Linked DNA regions of Homo sapiens: region 1 is linked to region 2. A link is a loop called in an ENCODE intact Hi-C map of the cell type or tissue named here. Cell type or tissue: IMR-90. All regions are shown on one strand. Each heading gives the region's core, and the rest is flanking DNA. Links, peaks and the distances in the headings are about the cores only. Region 1 has its middle 110 kb from the start of CREB5. Region 2 overlaps CPVL (carboxypeptidase vitellogenic like).

Region 1 (11,175 bases), core at 1,889-9,888, 810 kb before region 2:
GGCTGTTAGACATGGCGGAGTGGCAGAGCATTGGTATGAAGCCACTTTACCTCTTTGAGCCTTGGTTTATGTTAAGGGAGAGTTTGGGACTAGAGGATCTTTAAGGCCCCTTCAGGCTCCAATATTGCATAGATCTGAAGTGGTTCCATTTCATTTACCAGCAGTGAAAAGCAGCGTGCATTCAGCTGTTCCGTCAATTTAGTCAAAGCAACACATTTCCCCTTCTTGAATTTACCTTCAACAGAGGGGGAAATGTAGGCGGCATTATTCCCAGCATGTAGAAGCTCTGTCTGAGATTCTTAGTATTGCAGGGTACATTTACTTTTGCTAATGATCCCTGAAGCTGACTGGTTTCAATCGTGTGATTCGAGCAAAGCACAGACACTCTGATTTGCAATAACGATGCCGTGAAATCAATATCGAAAAACCTTGGGCTATATGAAACTGCTGCTACTCAGTGAATCATACTAGGCAATATTTCCTGAAAGATAATGGGTTTCAAAACCAAACATAAATCTTCAGTGACAGGTTGGCTATTTGTCATGTTTTCTGGTGGTGGAATTACAGCAGCTTCAATAAAATCCATTTGGTGGTTGGGTTTTAGATTAATATCTGATACAATCATGGTCTTAGGGCCACAAGAAGTAAAGCTTAGAGGGAGGGAAGCAAGTTTGCAATTATTGTAGGGTTCTAGTACCCCTTGTGCCAAATGTTGGCACAGAAATTGCTCAAAAATTACAAAAAAGCAATACAATGTGGGACTTTGAATACTAAGCACTGTAAAGTGATACTATATTCTTGAAATAGTAAACATGTCTTCCATATGTGGCTAAGTGTGCCCAAGACTGCCAACTGTAATGCAAAGCAAATTGATTTGCAACTGTTTTGTTCTCAACACTTTAACTCCTGGCTTTCCATTTGACTCCTTGACACAAAATAATTAACTCTACATTTTTCTTGACTTAGCAGAAATATTTTCCCCATGACAAGGAAAATGAAATTGATTTTCTGATTAAATGACTTCAGTTAGTCCTTCTGAGTTAATATTGCTTCCCTGTGACCGATGAGTCAGCAACATTTATTGAACCCCCACTGGGCAAAAAGTATTTACAAGGTGTTACATGAATCTATAAGAACAATAACTTTCTGGCCTTCCTAACCCATCCATGTTTGGAATTAAGCAGCTATTTCTGTCTAGATGCCAGGTTGACACCTAATTCTCTCAATATTGTGGAGAAAGGGAAGGTTGTCTTGACAACAGTGTGGAAAAAATCAACTTGAAAAATTTATTTAACCCAAAACTGTAGTCTTAGCAATTGAATGTGGATGCCAGTTCTCTTGGTAATTTAGGCCAGTATCAGGATGGATACCTCTTTTTAAAACAATGAATAAAATGATAGGTAACATAGTCACAGGTTACAAAAACTAGGAAAGTACAAAGGATACACAGTAAAAATCCTCCATCCCATCCCAGTCCCTCAGGTGCCATTCCAGTCCCCATAGGTGTCCACGGTCCCCAGTTTTCTTTTATGTCCTTCCAGAGATATGAAATGCATAAACAAGCAAAAACATAAAGAATATTTGTTTTTTATTTTATTTTAATATGAATAGTGACATACTATATACATGTGCTTTCCAAATAATAATATTTATTGGAGATTCTTTTATAGCAGCACAAAGAGAAATGTTCCTGTTCTTTTTAATGATCCCCTAGTATTCCATTGCATAGATGTACCATGATTTATTTAACTTGTTCTCTATGGTTGGATTTGTTTCCTGCCTTGATTTTTACAAGCAAAGTGCAATGGATAACTTTGCATAAATGTCACCTTTCTTATACACTAGCATAGCGACAGGGGAATAAATTACTAGAATTGAGATCACTGAGTCAAAAGGTATGCAACATGTATTTAGCGGATAAATGGAAAGATGAATGCATGGATGAATGGAGGCTGACTTGATGTAGATGATTTAGTGTCATTTTAATTTACATCTCTCTTATCAAAAGTATACTTGAGGCCGGGTGCCGTGTTCATGCCTGTAATCCCAGCATGTTGGGAAGCCAAGGTAGGCAGGTCACTTGAGGTCAGGAGTTCGAGATCAGCCTGGCCAAAATAGTGAAACCCCATTTCTACTAAAAATACAAAAATTAGTTGGGCGCGATGGCATGCACTGTAATCCCAGCTACTTGGGAGGCTGAGGCAGGAGAATTGCTTGAACCCGGGAGGTGGAGGTTGCAGTGAGCCGAGATCACGCCACTGCACTCCAGCCTAGGCAACAGAGTGAGACTCCATTTCAAGAAAAAAAGTATACTTGAACATTGTGTCATGTTTCATGTCTTCATGGGTGGCAGTTTCCCTAAAAATTACAAATGGAACTATCATATGATCCAGCAATTCCAATTCTGGATATATTCATACATTTTCAATTTTGATAAACACTGACAGGTTGCCCTCCACAGGGGCTGTATTAATTTATTTTTCCACCAACAAGGTATGAGAATGCCTATTTCTTCATATCCACCCTAACATAGCATGTAATAACATAGCATGTTAAAGGTATGTCAGCCATGGTTGGGTGCAGTGGCTCATGCCTAAAATCCCAGCATTTTGGGAGGCTGAGGTGGGTGGATCACCTGAGGTTAGGAGTTCGAGACCAACCTGACCAACAAGATGAAACCCCGTCTGTACTAAAAATACAAAAATTAGCCAGGTGTGGTGGCAGGCACCTGTAGTCGCGGCTACTTGGGAGGCTGAGATGGAAGAATTGCTTGAACCTGGGAGGTGGAGGTTGGAATGAGCCGAGATTGTGCCACTGCACTCCAGCCTGGGCAACAGAGCGAGACTCTGTCTCAAAAAAAAAAAAAAAAAAAGTATGACAGCCTTTTTTGACTTTTGCTAATCTGAAAGTGGAAAATTGTATCTTAATGCTTTCGCAGTGTTGGGAGAAGGCAGATCAGGGGCTGGATCTAGATAGAATCCAGGTCTACTGTCTTCTAGTCCAGAACTCTTCCCTCCAGAGTCTCATACAGAAGTCACAAACAACACACAGTAGGCATGCAACGTATGTTTACTGGATAAATAAAGAGGTGGATGCATGGATGGAGGATGATTTGATGTAGATGGAATGGTTAGTGTCATTTTAACTTATATCTCTCAAGTATACTTGAACATTGTGTCATGTTTCATGTCTTCGTGTATGGCAGTTCCCCTAAAAATTAAAAGTAGAATTACCCTATGATCCAGCCATTCCAATTCTGGGTACATACCCAAAATATTTAAGGCTTATAAAGACTTGAACAACTATTTGTGCACCCATGTTCATAGCACCATTATTTCAATAGCCAAAAGGTGAAGGCAACCCAAGTATTGATCAACGAATGAATGAATAAACAAAATGTATATCCACACAAGGGAATATTATTTCGTCTTAAAAAATGGGAAGTCTGACACATACTATAACATGGATGAGCCTTGAAGACATGCTAAGTGAAATAAACCAGTCACAAAAAGAAAATATTGTATGATTTCACTTTCCAGAAGTACCTGGAGTAATCAAATTCATAGAGATGTAGAGACAGGCTGCGGAATGGGAGGATTGGAAGTTAATGTTAATGGGTATGGAGTTTCTGTTTGGGAAGATGAATGATTTTTGTGATTGTTGTGTGGGTTCCACAACACTGTCAGTGTGCTTAATGCCACTGAACTGTACACCTAAAATGGTTAAAGTGGTAAGTTTTGTATTATATATATTTTATAACAACAAAAAGTGGGGATATTGAGTTCTAACAAATATCTTTTCAGCATCTATAAAAAGGATCATGAATTTTCTCTTTTGCTGCAACTATATGATGAATTAAATCAACAGATCACCTAATATTGAGTCTTTCTTGGCATTTCACAAAATAACCTCAACCAGGTTATGGTTTAATTATTTTAAAATGCTGTTGGGTTCTTTTTACTAATACTATATTCAGGATTTTAAAAAATTGAAGCCCATAAATGAGATTGTTTTGTTTTTCTTTTGTTTTCTCTTCCTTCTTTCCTTCCTTCTTCCCTTCTCTCTTTCTCACCCTCCCTTCTTCTCTCCCTTTTTTCTCTCCTTCCTTCCTTTTGTGCTATGTCTTCTATTTTTCTCCTGAGTCTCTCCTTAATAGCTACAGTATTTTTCTCTGACTCAGCTACACCATTGCCAGAATATTCCAGCTATATTTCTACTTAGTCACAAAATTCTGAATGTTTTATCCTGTTGATAAATTATTTCTATTTTGAATAAAAAATACATCCTAAGGAGAGACTGTGAGCTTTTCAAATGATGTTGCTATTTGAGAAATTAGATGACAGTGTTTTGAATCATATTAACATATTTCACGAGCATTTGTTGGTCACCTTCTATGGGCCAGTGACTAAATTAGATGTGGGGAATAAAAATATGGCTGAGATAAGACTTTTGTTTGGTGGAGACAGAGGAGTAAACAAGCAATTGCTGTGCTGTAAGATAAGGGCTATGAAAGAAGCATGTTCAAGGTGCACAGTAGGGGGCGCCTGGGGGCCTCAGGGAAGACTTCCTAGCTGAATCCTCCACCTCAAATCTTGTTTCTTATAGTATATGCTTCTTCACCTAAACTCAGAATTGGCACGTAGCCTCATGTCTGGTAAAATCTCCCTCTTCTACTTATCCAAGGGTTGTCCCAAGATCCAAAATACTTCTGGTGACTGTTTGTACCTTCTTTGGATTCATAGACTTCTCTGGAGATAAGCCTCCAGAAAGTGGCCTGCCCAAGGACACACAGACAGTAAGTGGTAGAGTCAATGAAGGACTGATTTACTGTCAAAAAACAAATGTGCTAGGTTCCCATTGTGTGCTGAGAACAGGCTCTGGGGATGACAATGGAGAAACTGGAGCGGAGCCCTTCTGAGAAGGACTTCAAGATCCTCAGGAAATAGCCAGACCTGATGGTGTGGGCCTCTAGTCCCAGCTACTCTGGAGGCTGAGGCAGGAGGATCACTTGAACCCAGGATTTGGAGGCTGGGACTATACCACATCACTGCAGTCCAGTCTTGGTGACAGAAACAGACCCTGTCTCAAAAAAATAAAATAAAATAAAAAAATAAAAAAAAATTCAAGAAGTAACAAAGGTCTTTGCACTACTTACCTAGTGCCAATCTGGGTAATTGTGTTTGTTCAGTCTTTGTCTTTCTGCTAGGACTGCCAACAAAAGTATCAACGCTTGCTAAGTGGGCCAATGTTGTGTTCATGTCATTTTCTTAGGTTTAAGCTTGCTCTCTCTGCATTTGTGCCAGGGAAGATTTGCAGCTCCTATCACTTTAAAATGTCCCCTGGAGTTACATTTTGTTAGATCTTGAGCTCCAGCAAGATTCTCTGCCAAACTTAGTACAGTCTTGGGGCCTCTTGAGTTGTGGAAGCCGGAGGTGCGCCATCTGCTTACTTTAAAATCACAGTGAATGCTGTATGGAACTGGTTATTTTCAGTTCCTTTTTTTTTATTTCCGAATTTTATTTAAATTTCAGGGGTACATGTGCAGGATGTGCAGGTTTGTTACATAGGTAAACGAGTGCCATGGTGGTTTGCCACACAGATCATCCCATCACCTAGGTATTAAGCCCAGCATCTATTAGCAATTCTTCCTGATGCTCTCCCTCCTCCCCACCCACCTTCCTACAGGCCCCAGTGTGTGTTGTTCCTCTATTTTCAGTTTCTATATAACTTTCTGTTCCTTAGACATTTGTTTCTTGGAACCTACATCTATAAGAAGCTTAGCTATATTTCATATTGAGTATTTTTCCCATGAGTGGAAATTCTAAATTGAAAAAAAATCAACTAATCCTACACACAATTCTGTAACAGTGTAGTCTAGGTAAAATGCAATACTAGAATGCCATTCAAATTCTTTACCCGAGAATTAGCTGCAATAGCCAGAAACTAATGTGGCTTTTCAAATATTTAGGTTTAGCGTAATTATAAATGTACATAACTAATGATTCATGAACTCTCAAATTATACATCTGCGTTTGATTTTATGTTGAAGTGTTTTTAAATCCTCAGAAAATGATGTTACCAAATGTTTCTGGCTCACTAAATGTTCTATTTAAAAAAATTCTTAATCAAAGGCAAAGACTCATCCGGCACCTTCATATAAAATTTGATGAGTGGGAGATACATTTCTTGTAATGTAAATGTAAATGCATCCGGCTGAAGGAATTCAGAGACAATCTTCTGGAATCTTAAACACAATTAATAACCCACCAAGATGATGATCACTGGTGTTTTATATTCCTTCTGAGAAAGGCTATAAGACAAAGCATGGATTGACTGAAGATGGAAATACATGTGACAAAGTCACAGTGTGAATGGACAGGTTAGGTCCCCCATCCCATCATCGTCACTGTCTTACCTGACTGCTTACTGCTTATCATCCTGACGGTGCAGGATTCTTCCTTGGCCAGAGAGGATTTTGCTGGAGTCAGAAATTCAACCAACCGTATTGCCACTGGGTGGCACAATTGGAAGTCTCTAAAGAGGTCTGGGCTTTAAAAGGGCCTCTCCCTCTGTCCGAAGGACTGGGATTTATAAATACTAAAGCTGCCGGCCATTGTGATTGCTTTTACTTTGGGACTGTTTATAAAAGTGAGGGAGTCTGTGGCCTTTCAAAGAGTGTGGATTTCACATTGGAAGCCTCTGTGTTGTTATTCTATAGGAAATTAACTGGAGTATTTTTTAAGTTTGTCTTATTTTTGATCTGATGAATCCAAGGAGTGGAGCAAGAGGCAGATTTTGGACACGGTTATGAGAATGACAGAAACTGCCTAAAGCATTTATGCTCTGGCATTCGTCCCTGTTTCTGGAGGTCCAGTAAGGTAGGCAACAGCCATGTGTAGCTATTTAAATTAAAATTAATTAAGATTGAATAAATTAAAAATTCAGACCCTCAGTCATACTAGCCACATTTCAGTTGCTCAACATGTGGCTACTAGCTACCATATTGTACAATACAGATATGGAACATTTCCCTCATTGCAGAAAGCTCTAGGCAAGGCTACTGATATTCTTTTGTTATTGTCCTCAAAAGAATAGACAAATACTGGATGTTTTTTGCTCATGCTACCTGAAAACCTTAGGAAGTGTTATTCACTAGCATTGATTGTGCAATGTGACCCAACAAACATTTATTTAACATTTACCCTATGTTAGATAGATATATTTTGCAATGCTGCAATGTTGTGTTACCAAAGTTTAGGAGCCAGGGCAAACTAATATACACATTGGATAATGTGTTTGATGGACATCAACATGGTCTTGAAATTGAATCTACATGTTGCGTATTGTAAGAATCAATCTATACCACTAAGATTTTGATAATTAAATGTAATTATTCAGTCAGTCCTAATTTCTCCGGATCCATTTTTGTGTAATGTGTTGCCCTTTTCATCCTGTTTTCCGTTTTGTTATTTATACTGCTTTTTAGCTTTATTTATTTATTTATTTATTTATTTATTTATTTATTTATTTATTTATTACTACCTTAGGTGTTTCATTTCACTCATACAGGGAGGGATGCTCACCTTGTCAAACTGTGACCCTCCATTACCCGTGCAAGGATTGCTTGAACTAGGCTTCTCACCTTCCTCATATGGTGCTAGTTCTCAAGTTTTGGCTCCCATTGAGAATATCACATTTACACACTGACTGAATGGGCTGTGAGAAGATAATTTGCTTGTCTAATATTTGTGTCAACATTCAGGAGTTTTGATTACATTTATATGCCGTCAAGGCAGCTTGGTGAAAAATGAAAATTTCAGGCAATTTTGTCCTTTTCTCAACAGAGCGTATGTCCATCTCCAGGTGGCTGGTGTTGGGTGGACAATAAACAGATTCAATTCTACAGTTATTGAACATGTCTATGTGCCATGCCCCTGTGCGTAGTACCTGTGGGGACAAAGGTGCATTCAAAACAGCCCATGCTTTTGAGGAGTTTTCATACTAGCAGTAAAAAAAATACACATTTAAACAAAAATCCCAGTGAACATTTCCTGTTGCCAAAACGTTTTGAAACCATGGATAGTCTGTGCCGAAACTGGTTGAGCATTAGTGTGTGTGATTTAATGTGATGAAACACATTTCACACGGAGTTAGGGAACTAATATGATTTTTTTATAGACTCATCTTTCTGTAGGACAGTGGTTATCAAACTTGGCTGCACATTAAACTCTCACGAAGGGCATTTTTTTAAAAATACTACTCTTCAGGGCCAACTCCTGAATAGTGGTTGTCAAAGTATGGTCCACAGACACACAAAACCTTGGAACTTGTCATAAATGCAGATTCTCAGGCCCTGGTCCAGACCCCTGACTCAGAGACTGGGTTTGGGGTCCACCAATCTGTGTGTTAACAACTCCTTCAGTGATTCAGATATTTAGAAATTTAAGAACCACTGCTCTAGAGACTGTGATTTAATTGGTTCACAGTAGGATCTACATTTTGATCTTTTTAAAGGCTCTTTTTAAAGGTGACTCTAATATGTAGACAGATTTGAGAACCACCGCTCTAACAGAAAAGTTGCTCAAGCTTACTTTTTGATTAGGAACTGTTCAGGTTGGTGTGACGTCAGAGAACCAGTTATTTCAGCTGTCCTTGGATTGTGGTCAACCTGTCTGGCAGGGATTTTCATGCGTTTCAAGTACATGAGGGGAAGAATCCACTCACTCTAGACTAGTGTGTGTGGGAGCAAACTTTAGTGTTGACCAAAACCCATTGGGAAATAATTCCTAAACTGAGGTAGACGAGTGCTACTCAAACACAAATGTTCATACAGATCACCTGGGGATCTTGTTATTATACATGCAGAGTCTGCCAAGGTAGGCCTGGGCTTGGCCCGAAAGTCTGAAAGTCTGCAATTCTAACAAACTCTGAGGTGCTGATGTTGTAAGCTCTGGAACTTTGAGCAGTGAGTTAGAAATTATGACTCAGGTCCAACCCCGGATATACTGAATAAGGATCTGCATTTTAATAAGATCCTTATTGTCTAAAGGGACTCTATATTCTAGAAAAAGAGAAAGCATTCTCATCTCTGGAAGACACAGCCTGGCTATGAATTTCTGTTGTCTGTATTGCCAGTCCTAATCTTAGAATTAATTGTAGCTTGTCTGATTCCAAATGTTTGTTCTGTTGTTTACAGGTTTGTTTTGTTTAGCTCAGAGGAGGAGGATGCACAAGGCATATTCATGTGACTGAGTTCCCGGGGTTACTAATGTGACAGAAACAATTGTTTAAAAAGAATTTCTTTGGATTTGATGTCTATTCTTAAAAAATTTCACCTTGAGACAAATTCTCTGGAGGTTTGCCAAATAGGAAAAGTGACTGAGTGAAGTCAGAGCTTTGATATCTGGAGAGGGTGTTTTAAATGGAAGCTACTTCAGAAAATAATAAGCAATTGGGTTGGAAATTGAAATTCGTTAAAATAGATAAACTCAGAGAATATTTGAGTGGCCTATGTGTCATCAGAAAAGTTAATTTCTTTCATAATAAATGTGGTATATTATTTAAGCTAAAAATAACAAAATGTGAAATTTCAGTATCCCTATATATCACATTAAAATATTAATTCTCTAATTTTAAAGCACCAAATAAATAGCTGCATCACATTAAGTATTTCATTAATAATTTGAGGGTTTTTTTGGACTGATTTTTGGTTTCTACTGAGAAGACATACCCATGTCAAATTAATTTCCAAACAAACATTTATGCAATTCTCTAGTGAATATTACATGTTAAAAATCTGCCTTAGTTCAAATGATTCACACATGTTAAAGCTGAAATTGACAATGGACTTTAATGTGTTTTTGTCATGTTTACTGTTTGGAAATCAAACTACATGGAACATAATTATCTAAATTGCAGGATTTTAATATGATGAATTCATAGGATTTAGAGCTGGAGGAGATATTAGATTTTGAATCCAATCCCTTCATTTTGTATGTGGGGAAGCTGAAAGCCAAAAAGTTTTCATGCCTCTTCCAAAGTCCCAGAAAGGAGGATTTAGGGTGTGATGTGCTGGGGCCAAAAGAGGCAGGCAAGGCCATGAACGTCCTGCTCAGGAGCTTGTGCACGCCCGCTTTCACCTTCCATGGAGAGCCAGCCCTCTCTCCAGCATGGAAAACAACCACTAAAACACCACCTTTAAAGACCAATGTGGAAAATTACTTTAGGAGAACAGAAAACCACATCTGTTTGGCTTTGGACCCACAAGAATTACATAAATCACCTCTTGTTTGCCCACCAATTATGGTGATTAAATTACTATAAAAATCAAACTTGAAAGAAAAGCAATGCTGTTCACAGAATGATGGCGGAATATAGGGTTGCTCTCCCATCACCCCTCACCAATATTTTTAAGAAAATTCAGAGCATAGGTCTATATTGCTAGTCCTAATCTTGGAATTAGTTGTAGCTTGGGAGGTGCTGGCAGGAGAATCGCTTGAACCTGGGAGGCAGAGGTTGCGGTGAGCCAAGATTGTGCCATTGCACTCCAGCCTGGGCAACAAGAGCAAAACTCCATCTCAAAAAAAAAAAAAAAAGAATTAGTTATAGCTTATCTAATTCCAAATGTTTGTACAATATATGTTTAGTAAGCAGACTACGATGAACCTTATTTATTTGGGTAAGTGCGATTGGTTCTGGACTGCCCCAATTCATAGGCATAATTTTTGAGGCCAGTTGAAAATTTGGGCCCTCACTTAAATGTTGGCACAGTTAACTAAGACCCAATAGAAAAACAAAGTAACATATGATTACATTTCATTTTACAAGATAAAAGCAATAAAACATTAAGAAATACTATAACAATAAATCAAGAGGGGGAAATTAGCCAGCCTTTATCTAGTTAACATTTGAGGATTTTAATGTAGAGAGGCTCTTACCTCTGGTTTTCTAACTTTGCCGATGTAAAAATACATGAACACCTAATAAATGCATATGTGCTTTTTGATTAGGTTGCTTCACACAAATATTTGCATGGTTGCTGAAGATGAACAGGAATTTTATATTGTGTTGGACCTTCTATGAGGCAGTAAAATAATAGGATTGATATAAATATCTAGTTTTGCCTCCCTGTGGCCAATTTCTTACTTTCTAAAACTTTATGGATACAATCCAAAA
Region 2 (11,175 bases), core at 2,163-10,162:
CAATGAACCGGACCTCTGGACTCAGAAAAATAGCCTGACCCTGAGAGCCCACACTACAAAGTCAAGTCAAACACCTCAGTGCCAAATATCTTTATTATGCAACTTTGAAGCACAGGACACTGCATTCTTGGAATGCTTAAATAACAAGATCTGTGTACACACCTCCAGCCTCAGCTGACCTTGCTCCTGATTTACTTTCCTGGAGGAGGTGAATGAGGCTCAATAACCCTGGAAGAAGCCTGTTTTTAAAGAAAAGCCCACACATACATCTTTCTACTTTGATGGGCCAACCAACCTGTGAACTAATGTCACCCTTATCTGTAATAAAACATAAAAGTCAGATCTGGAAAATAAAAGTATATGTGTTCAATGCCAAAACCCCAAGAGTCAGTTGTGTCACAGCATGCAGACTTTTGTAATATAATATGGCATCAAATGTCATGATATGCAGTATAATATTAATTATGTCCACAGTAATGGCATGAGGTTATTATGTGACAATCCTTAGGGTGATATATTCAGCTGTCAATTGTGAGAATGCAGCCTTTAGCCAACTCTCAACTTTGGAAAGAATAAAAGACTTCCTGAACAAAACCACATTGCAATACTTAAGACCGAATGAAGAAATGACCACTTTAGTTCATTTACAGCATTACAAAATTCAGGAATTTAAAAACATTTACCATATTGAAGTTGTAATTCAAGAGTGTATGAAGCAAGACAATTAATGCATTTATTTTTTTCAAAAGCTTTAAAATGTGGCTGGGCGCGGTGGCTCATGCCTATAATCCCAGCACTTTGGGAGGCTGAGGCGGGTGGATCACGAGGTCAGGAGATCGAAACCATCCTTGCTAACACGGTGAAACCCCGTCTCTAAATACAAAAAATTAGCTGGGCGTGGTGGCGGGCGCCTGTAGTCCCAGTTACTTGGGAGGCTGAGGCAGAAGAATGGCGTGAACCCGGGAGGCGGAGCTTGCAGTGAGCCAAAATAGCGCCACTGCACTCCAGCCTGGGCGACAGAGCGAGACTCCGTCTCAAAACAAAAAAAGCTTTAAAATTTTTCTTAAAACTTTTTCTATTATAAAAACAGTACTTATTCTTAACTAAAGGTTTTTTTTTTTCTTCAGTGAAGGTATTTTTAACAGCCCCTCTTCCCCGACAAATTCTACTTCCTAGAGATGATCATGGAGATGCTTATGTTTACCCTTCCAGATTTTTCTCTATGGTCCTCCTCTACACATACACATATAGACATATCCTATAGCTATTATATATGCAATATACATACACACGTTTTTTTTCCAAAAATAGAACCAGGCTATACTCTATATATGCTTATTCACTTAACAATATGTTGTGAAGATCTCTTTATATCAATACATATCATTATTTTGCTCAACAGTATGCACTCTACGAATTTACCACAATGTATTAATTCATTTAACATACAACGCCAACTACTCACAGGGATTGTCTAAGGCTGTGGATGCAGACCAACTCCTACCCATGAGCAGGCAGAATACTTTATAGTTACGAGCATGGATTCTGGAGCCAGAATGCCAAGGTTTGAATTCCAGCTATGCTATTTTGTAGCTCTGTGACCTTGGGCAAGTTACTTAACTCCTCTGTGTTTCAGCGTCCTCTGATTGAAAATATGGATACTATTAATGTCTGTCTCCTAAGGTTTTCATGCAGTTTTAGAGTCGATATATGCACAGCACTGAGAACAGTGCCTGGCACATCTATTTAAGTGTCAGCTCTGATGATTTTTCTGCTGGTGTGGGAAGACAGTAAACAAGCAACTAAATAAATGAGTGATATGAAAGAGGAATGGAGAGACACTAGATTAAGTACTTAAAGAAGGCCTCTGGTGGTAGGGTAACATTTGAGCTGAGATCTAAAATATGAGTAATTCCCTCATACTACATATTTAAGAAGAAAATAAAACCTCTACTAATGACTTAAAGGTCAAAGTCCTGCAGCAAGAACTGATGATTAAAAGGGAACGGACAAAAAAGTTCTAAATATTAAAGAAAGAACAAAGGAATCCTAAATACTTAAGTGAGAAGTCTCCCTAGCAACAGAAGAGGGTCGGCCCGCGGGTCCCACAAACCTGGGCCCTTTATTGGAGCACAAGAAGCAACTATGGCTTTGCCTCAGAAGCCCTTTCGATTCTTCTGGCGACCCCTGGTGACCAACCCATGAACTTGGACACTCTTTCCTCAGGGTTTCTTCCAGAAGGAACGGCCCAGAAAGAGAGAAGTTATCTATTCTGCCAGAATCTCTACAAAAAGGAATTTCACAATTTCTCACATTAGCAAATTCCATTGCTTATTCACAATGATGATGAAAAATCTACTCCATGTCTTAATGGAATGTCATTCAAAGAAAGTGAAACTCATTGAAACAAAACTAGTACTAAATCCTGTCTGCCCTATTGTTCCCCAGATTGATATACCCTCCCTGGACAGCATCACCTTTGCCCTGAGTCTTCCTTTCCACCCTCATCTTCCATCAGCCCTTATCCCCCAGGCCCTCCTTTGCATCAGAGAGAAAGAGAGAATAGAGATAACCTTCTGCTCAGACCATATGCCTATCACTGAAACAGTAAGTTAATATACTGGGGGGGGGGGGGGGGTGCTAAAAACTTGCCAATTTCAGTACTTTTAAGAAACATAATTGTTGTTTTGTTTTTTTTTTTTTTTGAGATGGAGGCTTGCTCTGTCGCCCATGCTGGAGTGCAATAGCGTGATCTCAGTTCACTGCAACCTCCACCTCCCAGGTTCAAGTGATTATCCTGCCTCAGCCTCCTGAGTAGCTGGGATTAGAGGTGTGCACCACCATGCTCAGCTATTTTTTTTTTTTTTTGTATTTTTAGTAGAGATGGGGTTTCACCATGTTGGTGAGGCTGGTCTCGAACTCTTAACCTCATGATCTGCCTGCCTCGGCCTCCCAAAGTGCTGGGATTACAGGCATGAGCCACCACACCCAGCCTCATGATTGTGTTTTATAAGAGGACTTTATTGGAGTGACCCTTGGAAATTTTAGGAATCTCAACAAGTGTTAGGGCAACATTTTGGACCGGAAAGTCACTTAAAGTAGACAGGCATCTGCCAATCTTCAGGACTGGTTACATATCCCTAGCACCCCTTTCTTCCTATCTCCAATAAGGAATGCCACGCTTGGTTAGAGAAAACAGCAACTAAACCACTAACAGATCCAAATCAATGGCACTGCTTAAGATGAGAAGTGCAATTAGTAAATTAATTAAGGCCCTCTTCACACTTCTATATGCAGAGGCTGATCATTTGCTTGGTTTAAGTAATGTGTTCTACCTTAATTGAAGTCATTAGTACCCCAAGTAAATGTCTTTAAATTCCCACAAGTATGTTTAAATGGACTCCCATTTTGCCATACAGATCCCAGTTCAGCTAATACTTTAGCTGCTACACTAATGGTATTAATCAAGGCAGAGCTTTTTATTTAAAGCAATTAATTTTGTGACTAGAATTGTTAAATAGGTACATAACATTTTAATTCTACACACACACACTCAACACATACACACAAGTTGCTAAAGACATTCATGTTTTTCAAAGAAATTTTATTTCAAGTGGTTGGTGTTGACTACTCACCAAATCTTCCTTTACTATGACTGCTGCCATGGCACCATCATACAGAAAATTAATTTTTTCAAAATCTTTTTTGTTTTTTGTTTTTGAGATGGAGTCTCACTCTTGTTACCCAGGCTGGAGTGCAATGGCACGACTTGGCTCACTGCAACCTCCACCTTCCCAGTGCAAGCGATTCTCCTGCCTCAGCCTCTGGAGTGGCTGGGATTACAGGTACCTGCCACAGCCCCTGGCTAATTTTTGTATTTTTATTAGAGACGGGGTTGCACCATGTTGGCCAGGCTGGTCTCGAACTTCTGACCTCAAGTGATCCACCTGCTTTGGCCTCCCAACGTACTGGGATTATAGGCATGAGCCACTGCACCCAGCCTCAAAATCTTTTTTTGTTTTGAGGCCTTCTTGCATCATTCCGAAGCTCCTGACTCTCATCAAGTTTTGGCTTGTCTCATTGATTTGTACCAGCTTACACCCCATTAGAATCCTAACTTTCTCCTTCCTAACCTTTCTACCTGGCTCATTCCTTCATGAGATAGTTATGGCTATTCTCTTTGTGCCTCCTGCCAGAAAGTTATACTTTATAAGGAATAGGGAAGTGGGCGGATGCAGGGAGGTGTGGAGAAGACACCTTACTTTCCCTTCTTGATGCAAAAGTTAGTTACTTTCTCTCTATGTTATTTCATTTCCACAAAGGAAATCAGGCATGCAAAAGTTTCTGCAGAGTGTTCAAATATACCTATACCTATGGGTGGTGATCTATAACATCACCTTAAGCTACTTTCTTTTTATTTTGTCTCTGACACCCTCTATTCTTCTATATCTCTGATGCCATTAAGTACGTAGCAAAGAGAAGATAAATAGAGTCAGTTTGAAGAAGACAATTATCTGTGATCTCCAAATCTTTGTTGCACTGCTGGTGGATTTGTATCCACCTGTGTTAGATACATTTTGAGATATATTTTAATAAATCTGTCCAGTCCATGTCCCCTTCTCTAAGAAATGAGTCTCCATTCATCCATGGCTAGCCTGCTAGCCATGTTTATATCATGGCTAATACCCAGCACCTTCAGTCTCAGCTGACTGGACCAAGGAAGAAGACGTGATCCAGACTGTGGCAGCCATGGGTGCTAGTTAATCTCTGCTGGCTACATGATGCAAGGACAGGTAAACTTGGAAATGAAAGGTTGGCCATACTTGGCCGAGTGCCTGGAGAAGCAAAGCATGTTGATCTGTCAAGGGAGAAGAATGAAGCACAGATGAGGGAATCCTGTGGTCTCAGACAGAATAGGGCTGAGACAGAAAGACTGACTGCCTTTCCTCCCGAGGCTTTTCTATTACTCGTTCCTTAGGCCAGACCACATGTCCAGCCCTTGGTGTCTCAGGGCTGGAGAAAGATTTAGAATGGTACCTGCATCAGTTAAGGCCCAATCAGAAGTCAAAAACCACAGAGTCATTTTAATTTTTTATTTAATTTATTTTTTTACTTGGAAACATTCACCTTTAATTCTGTTACAAGTTCCAGTGTTTACTCTGGCCCCAGCCAGCCATGGGTATCACAGACACCCTTGGGCAAAAGTGAAGATGAAACACCAGAGGGGCCTGTTCTCCCACAGCCACATCCTCAGTGTTGGCCAAAGACCAGAATGCTGGGTAGGCTTCCTATGTCCACTAAGGAACAAGGAAATGTTAATACCTAGAAGTATTCATTATTACAGAGAACTAAACATACATATACAAAGAGAATTCCAAAGAATGCCCTGGGCTAGGGAGAGTGCTCACAGATGGACAAGCCCATAAGTTAGGGAGGGGACCCTTCCCAAGGCTGCTGTCCAGACCTCGGTGGAGAAGGTATGGTTGCAGCCTTCTGAGTAGCTGAGAAGTTCACTGAGTACCCTGGTCCAAAGCTGGTCAACCATCCTTGGGTAAATAGGAACAGGTGGGCTGTGACTGGCAGGTGGACACAGAGAGACTCAGGAGGCTGGGAGCCTGCTTGCCTGAAAGGTTGCACACAGCCTGGAGCACACGGTGTCCACACTGGGAGGGACAAGGGAACGACCCTCTGGGGTGCAAATGGCCAAGGCTAGTGAGAGGGCTGCAGAGAGAGCAGGGCTGTAGGGAGCCTGCTCACCGGCAAGGCCTAGGGTATATTGTGTTCATACTGGGAGGGCCACAGCCAGGTGATCACCTGGACAGAGCCAGGGATATCATCTTGCTAAGAGTCTTGGTGGTCTGGGTGCATAGCTAAGGCAGAGTGTCACTGGATGTCCCCACCCCCCACCTCAACACACTGCTGACAGACTAGGCAGTGGGGCCAAGAAAAAGCCAAAGGCAGGACATAGGCACAGAAAGAGAAGACAAATTCCTCCTGCAATGTCTCTCCAGCACCCTCTACTGACAAAGCTTAATATTGTGCTTGCTGCAAAGGAGAAATGCTGAGAGCTCTACTATGGCAGAACAGGGAAGAGGGTAGAATTGGAGCTGAGAGGCAAAAAAAAACAAAAATTAAAAGTAGCTCGCATAGTAATCCCCACTCCTTATGTCCTCATCCTTCCCCCAGGCAGGGAGTATATGCTAGTTGTCACAAGATCTCACAGCCACAGCCTAGAAGTACAAGACAAGAAGCTATGTTAGTTATCTAATGCCGCACAACATCTCTCCAAAACTTAATGGCTTAAGACAACAATAATAATTTTTGATCTCTCGGGATTCCTGTGGGTCAGAAATTTGAGGGTGTCTGGCTGGGCAGTTCTGGCACAGGGTCTCCCATAAACTGTGGTCAAGGAATCAGCCAGAGCTGCAGTCATCAGAAGGATTGACTGGTACTAGATGAACCTCTTCCAAGGTTGGTACCCACTGGAGGGTGGAGGCCTCACTTCCTCTCCACAGAGGCTCAGCCATGGGGCTGTTTGAGTGCCCTCCCAACATGGCATCCTTTCCTCAGACTGAAAGATTCAAGAGACCAAGGCACAAGTAATATTGCCCTTTATAAGGTAGCCGTGGAAGTCAAACATCATCATTTCTGCTAGCATGTTGGTCACAAAGCCAGCCTTGATTCAGTATGGGAGGGGACTGCCCAAGGGCACATACACCAAGGGATGAATGAAGAGCACTGGGAACTAGCCTGAAGGCTGGCTACCACACAGGCCACACGTTCAAGGGCTCCTTCATTCAATCCACATCCTGATTTGGAGTTACTGGATATTTTTATACTTAACTATAGAACCACAGAATGTAATGCTGGGATGGAGCCTTAGCAATCCACTAGGTTTAACATCTTTATTTCTAAATGAGAGAACTGAGGCCCAGAGAATACGAATGCCATCTCCCAAGTTATACAGCCGGGAATCGCAGACTTGGAATTAGAATCCCTGTATCCAAACCTCTAGATCTCTTTTCCCAAATTCCAGCCCATTGACTGGCTGCACTGGGACCACTGTGGAGCACATTACAAACACTGATCCCTGGGCCCTCTCCAGATCTGCAGAATCAGAATCTCTGCTGGGTGCAGCTAGACAATGAGCTGGGAGATCTGTCATATTTCCAAAGCTCTCCAGGTATTTCTGGTGAGCAGTAGCACATTTGGGAATTCCTGTCCTCTTCCACATTAACTGTGTTACTGGAGAAGTTCAGATGTGCAGATGAGGGAGTGTACATGGCACCATGCTGAAGTATGGTGGGGCCTGATTCCACGCCTTCACCCCCAGGAAGGGCTGTTCTGTTGGCTTCCAGGCACCTCTGGGACATGCTCTTCTACTGCCAGAGAGAACGCCTTTTGTTTTGGACCAGGAGCATTAGAGCGGTTCATTTTCTCTCCAATTGACTGCTGATTGTGCTATCTGATCATCCTAGTATCTGATTCAGCAGGGCCCAGCCTGCAGGATCCTGAGAGGGAGCCCTTCCTGTAGGTTGCCCCAGCACCTCACGGGCCTCAGCAGTGTAATCCTGATCTTTCATAGACACTAGATTCTCAAATCCAGGAATCTGGGCCTTTCCTCTTGGCCTGAGGATCAAGGTGGGGTCCTCCGTGAAGGGGCCTAGGCCTGACTCTAAATGCCCCAGGTTTTGGCTCCATGGCATTTGAGGTAACTGATCTGCAGGTTTTGGCTAAATGTGTCCAATGAATTATCTATGTTCCTACATCTATAAGGCAAAGTCCAATACTAGCTATTTTTTTTCCAATGAGAAGGATGCTGACTTTAAAGAGTAATAATCTCTATGTCTTTTTTATCTTCTTCAGTGCAAAAAAATCCCAATTTCACTTAGTAATTTCCTGACCTGGTAGCAATTAATCCACCTTGATGGCTGGGGTTCAGGTCCTTCTAATTTACAATTTCCCTCTATTTGCTGTCATCTGTAACCTCTCAAATTGTGACTGGTTTAGTTCTTGACATTATTTGTGTTAATAATTTTAAAAGTAATAATAACCATAATAATCGTAATCATAATGAAATAATGACAATAGCAACTATAGTTACTATGTTTTAGGTGCCACTCTAATGCTTTCCCTTATTATCTCTTCTGTCTCAAAACCATTGCCAAGTAGGTATTTTGGTCCCCATTTTAAAATGAGGAAACCAGTGCTCAGAGACACTAAGAAATTCCCCAAGGTCACCTTTAGCTTAAGCAGCGAAGCCAAGATTTCTATCCAAGCCTGACTTACCGAAGAGACTGTAGTCTTGGCCACTATACTCAAGTGCCTTCCATGACTCGTTTTCTCTGGATCTAACACATGACGGCCAAGCTCAAGGATTTCCACATCGGAGGCCTAATTTTATATTCCAGTTCTGCCAATTTCTAGTTGAGTAACTTGGGGCTGATTATTTAATCTCTTCATCTATAAAATGAGGATAACAATTCCTTCCTCATGGGGTTCAGGTAAGGATTAGATAAGAAAATGCACAGTGCCTAGCACATAGTCAGTGTTCAATTACCAGCAGCTATAACTGCTACATTTCTGCTAGTTTCCTTATACTTTTTATCCCATGCAAAATGCCTACTCCTTTCTCTTGCAGGTTGTATTCCCACTGCACACCAATTTCAAGTTCTGGAATTTATTCTGCACTGATTTGTATACAATAACAGGGCAGTCTCACAGCAATAACAGGAAAACAAAACTAATTTAAGAAACAGCATCCCCCCAAAAAATACTCAGAGGATATGACAAGTGTGCCATCCTTCCTGGATCTCTTATTTTCTCTACCTTCAGTTTTTTAAAGGGGTCATTTCTCCCCTGGTGACAATATCAGCTGCTTCCCTATGACAGACAATGAACTAATATCTCTGCCAAATGTGTCTCAGTGACCACTGCTTCTTCTTGTCACACCTGCTTTATCTCCTTCACCCAAACTGGTGTGACTCCATAATTTATAGCCAGAAGCCTCAGATATCTGGCTCTGCATGTGGGCTTCCTGGTAAGAGGTTCTTGGAACAATCTATCTTGGCTGCCACATGGTGGTACCCATCTGTGGGTACCGTTTTTTCATCTCTGCCCCTCTTCTCCCGAAGCTTCATCTATCACTCTCACCAGAACACCATGTACACTTAAAGACATTCTTTCCCGTTGTGTCTCCTGGGATCATCTTAGGTTGTGTTTATGGCTACAGTACTGGACTCAAAAGAACATAACCTGGTCAGGGGATGCACAGCTAGGTTTTCATTTAATTAAGGGGAAAAAGCAAAAACCAACAGTCCAGTCATTGTTTAATGAAGGGGGTTTTCAGACTTCAGTCTGGCAACCAGTAGAGCATGCAAACTAAATTCCTTTCCATGAACAGGTTTACGGTGCCAAAGCACCACCTACATTCTAGACATAGCTGTTCACCTGCCCAGAGGCAACCTGAGAAAGAAAAAAACTGGGTTTTTGCTTTGTTTCCATCTGATCTCTTCTCTCACCCTTAGTTCCTGTTTTTACAAATCTGGATCATTACCAAAGAAGACTCAACATTCAGAGGGTAACAAGGAACTGACTGGTGTCAAAAACAAGTAACAAAGCAGAAGGGAAAGTAAGGAATTGGAGTTCTCCAGCTAGAGTGGGGGAGGAGGACTAGAGTGGAAAGAAGATGGGGAAGCAGTCCTAACAGTTCTTAGAGAATCCGCAAGCTGGATTAGGGAAGCCAACCTCCACAGGCTGCACAGGTCTCTTCACTCCCCTCATTTCAACCCTCAACATGGGAAACACATCACCTCTGTCTGGGTTTGGCTGCTGTAGGCATTTCTTTCTGGTAAAAGGCGTGTTGGTCACTTTTCAGCCAGGAGCTTCAGGCAGAGGGTAGTGGCCCATAGGCTGGAGTGGTTTCACAGAGAATGGTTCACTTGGTAATTCTGCAACCTGCTGGCTTCTGCCAATTTACAAGTCAGAATCTCTGGGGGAAGTCAGAGAATTCTTGTATGCAATAACATGTGAGAATCCCTGAGAGAAAACATATCGAGACTCAATAATCTAGGCAAATGTTCAAGTATCCATTTTGTACAGAATAATAACTCCCTAAAGATGTTAGTGTCTTAATTCCTAGAATATGTTAGGTTAGAGGGCAAAAGAGAATTCAGGTTGCAGATGGAATTAAAGTTGCTAATCAACTGGCCTTAAAATAGGGAGATTATCCTGGATTATCCAGGTGGCCCAAATGTCATCATAAGAGTCCTTTTAGAAGACAGAGGTAGAAGACAAGAGTCAGAGAAGGAAACATGACCATGGAGATTATGTGCTGTGAGAAGGACTCAGGCTGCCTTTGCAGGCTTTGAAGCTGGAGGAAGGGACCATAAGCCAAGGAATGCGAGCAGCCTCTAGACACTGCAAGAGGCAAGAAAAGAGATTCTCCCTTAGAGCCTCCAGAAGTACCACAACCCTACTGGTCCTTGATTTCAGCCCAGGGAGACCTGTGTCAGACTTCTAATCTGCAGAATTGTGAAATAAAATGTGCGTTGTTTTAAGACATTAAGTTTGTGGCAATTTGTTATAGCAGCAAGAGAAAACTAATATAAAGAAGTTACTGCAGATAAATGACTGCATTCAATGACATCAATAGATATGATATAAAAAATGCACACATACAGAATATTTCTGAAAGGCATAAAGTTTAAGAGACTGGGAAGGCCTATTATCACTCTCCTCCATCCCGCTCTGTGCCCTGTTAGGCAGACCCCTATGGGCTAGACCACCCGATTCCACCTGGCTCCCAGTTGGGCTCTACCTATGGGAGGCACCAAGCAAGACACTGGAGGGTGCTCAGGCTCCAGTGCTGACCTTGCACTTGTATGACCCTCAGGGTGAGTGTCTCCTTGCATTGCAAGCTCTAGGCATCTCACTTGCCTCACTCAACACAACACTGACGAAGAAATAAGAAGCCCTCTCTAGGGGCCAAGAAAGCCTTCCAGAAAAGACGACAGGCTGACGGCTACTGTGAGCCCAACGACAAAGGATCTGGAATTTTTCACCATTTCTTACATGCCCCAACCTGACCACATCCCACCACAGGCTGCTTTGGGGTGAACTATGTCAGAGGCCATGTAGTTGAGAGAGCAGGAAAGAAAAGTCAAGAAAATATAA

What was found. A loop is a pair of places that touch in the nucleus more often than their neighbours do. Peaks named below come from ENCODE experiments on the same cell type or tissue, not always from the same donor. Only the 100,000 strongest peaks of a DNase experiment are listed, where the experiment ranks them.
Region 1: it touches region 2 in a loop (21-fold over the local background); 2 of 110 quality-filtered maps call a loop at or near these places.

Annotation. Positions count from the first base shown.
Region 1 is chr7:28,292,564-28,303,738 of GRCh38, forward strand. It overlaps a transcript of CREB5 not described here. Among named protein-coding and RNA genes, the nearest start is that of CREB5, 110 kb to the right of the region's middle. RefSeq lists enhancers at 1-178, 179-1,144. In IMR-90, for the core only: CTCF peaks have their summits at 4,530 (motif pointing right) and 6,509 (motif pointing right); a DNase peak (open chromatin) is centred at 6,538; H3K27me3 peaks cover 143 bases.
Region 2 is chr7:29,100,559-29,111,733 of GRCh38, forward strand. All of the region lies in intron 3 of CPVL (carboxypeptidase vitellogenic like), which reads right to left. Among named protein-coding and RNA genes, the nearest start is that of CPVL-AS1, 26 kb to the left of the region's middle. In IMR-90, for the core only: CTCF peaks have their summits at 2,194 (motif pointing left) and 6,019 (motif pointing left); a DNase peak (open chromatin) is centred at 6,013; H3K27me3 peaks cover 719 bases.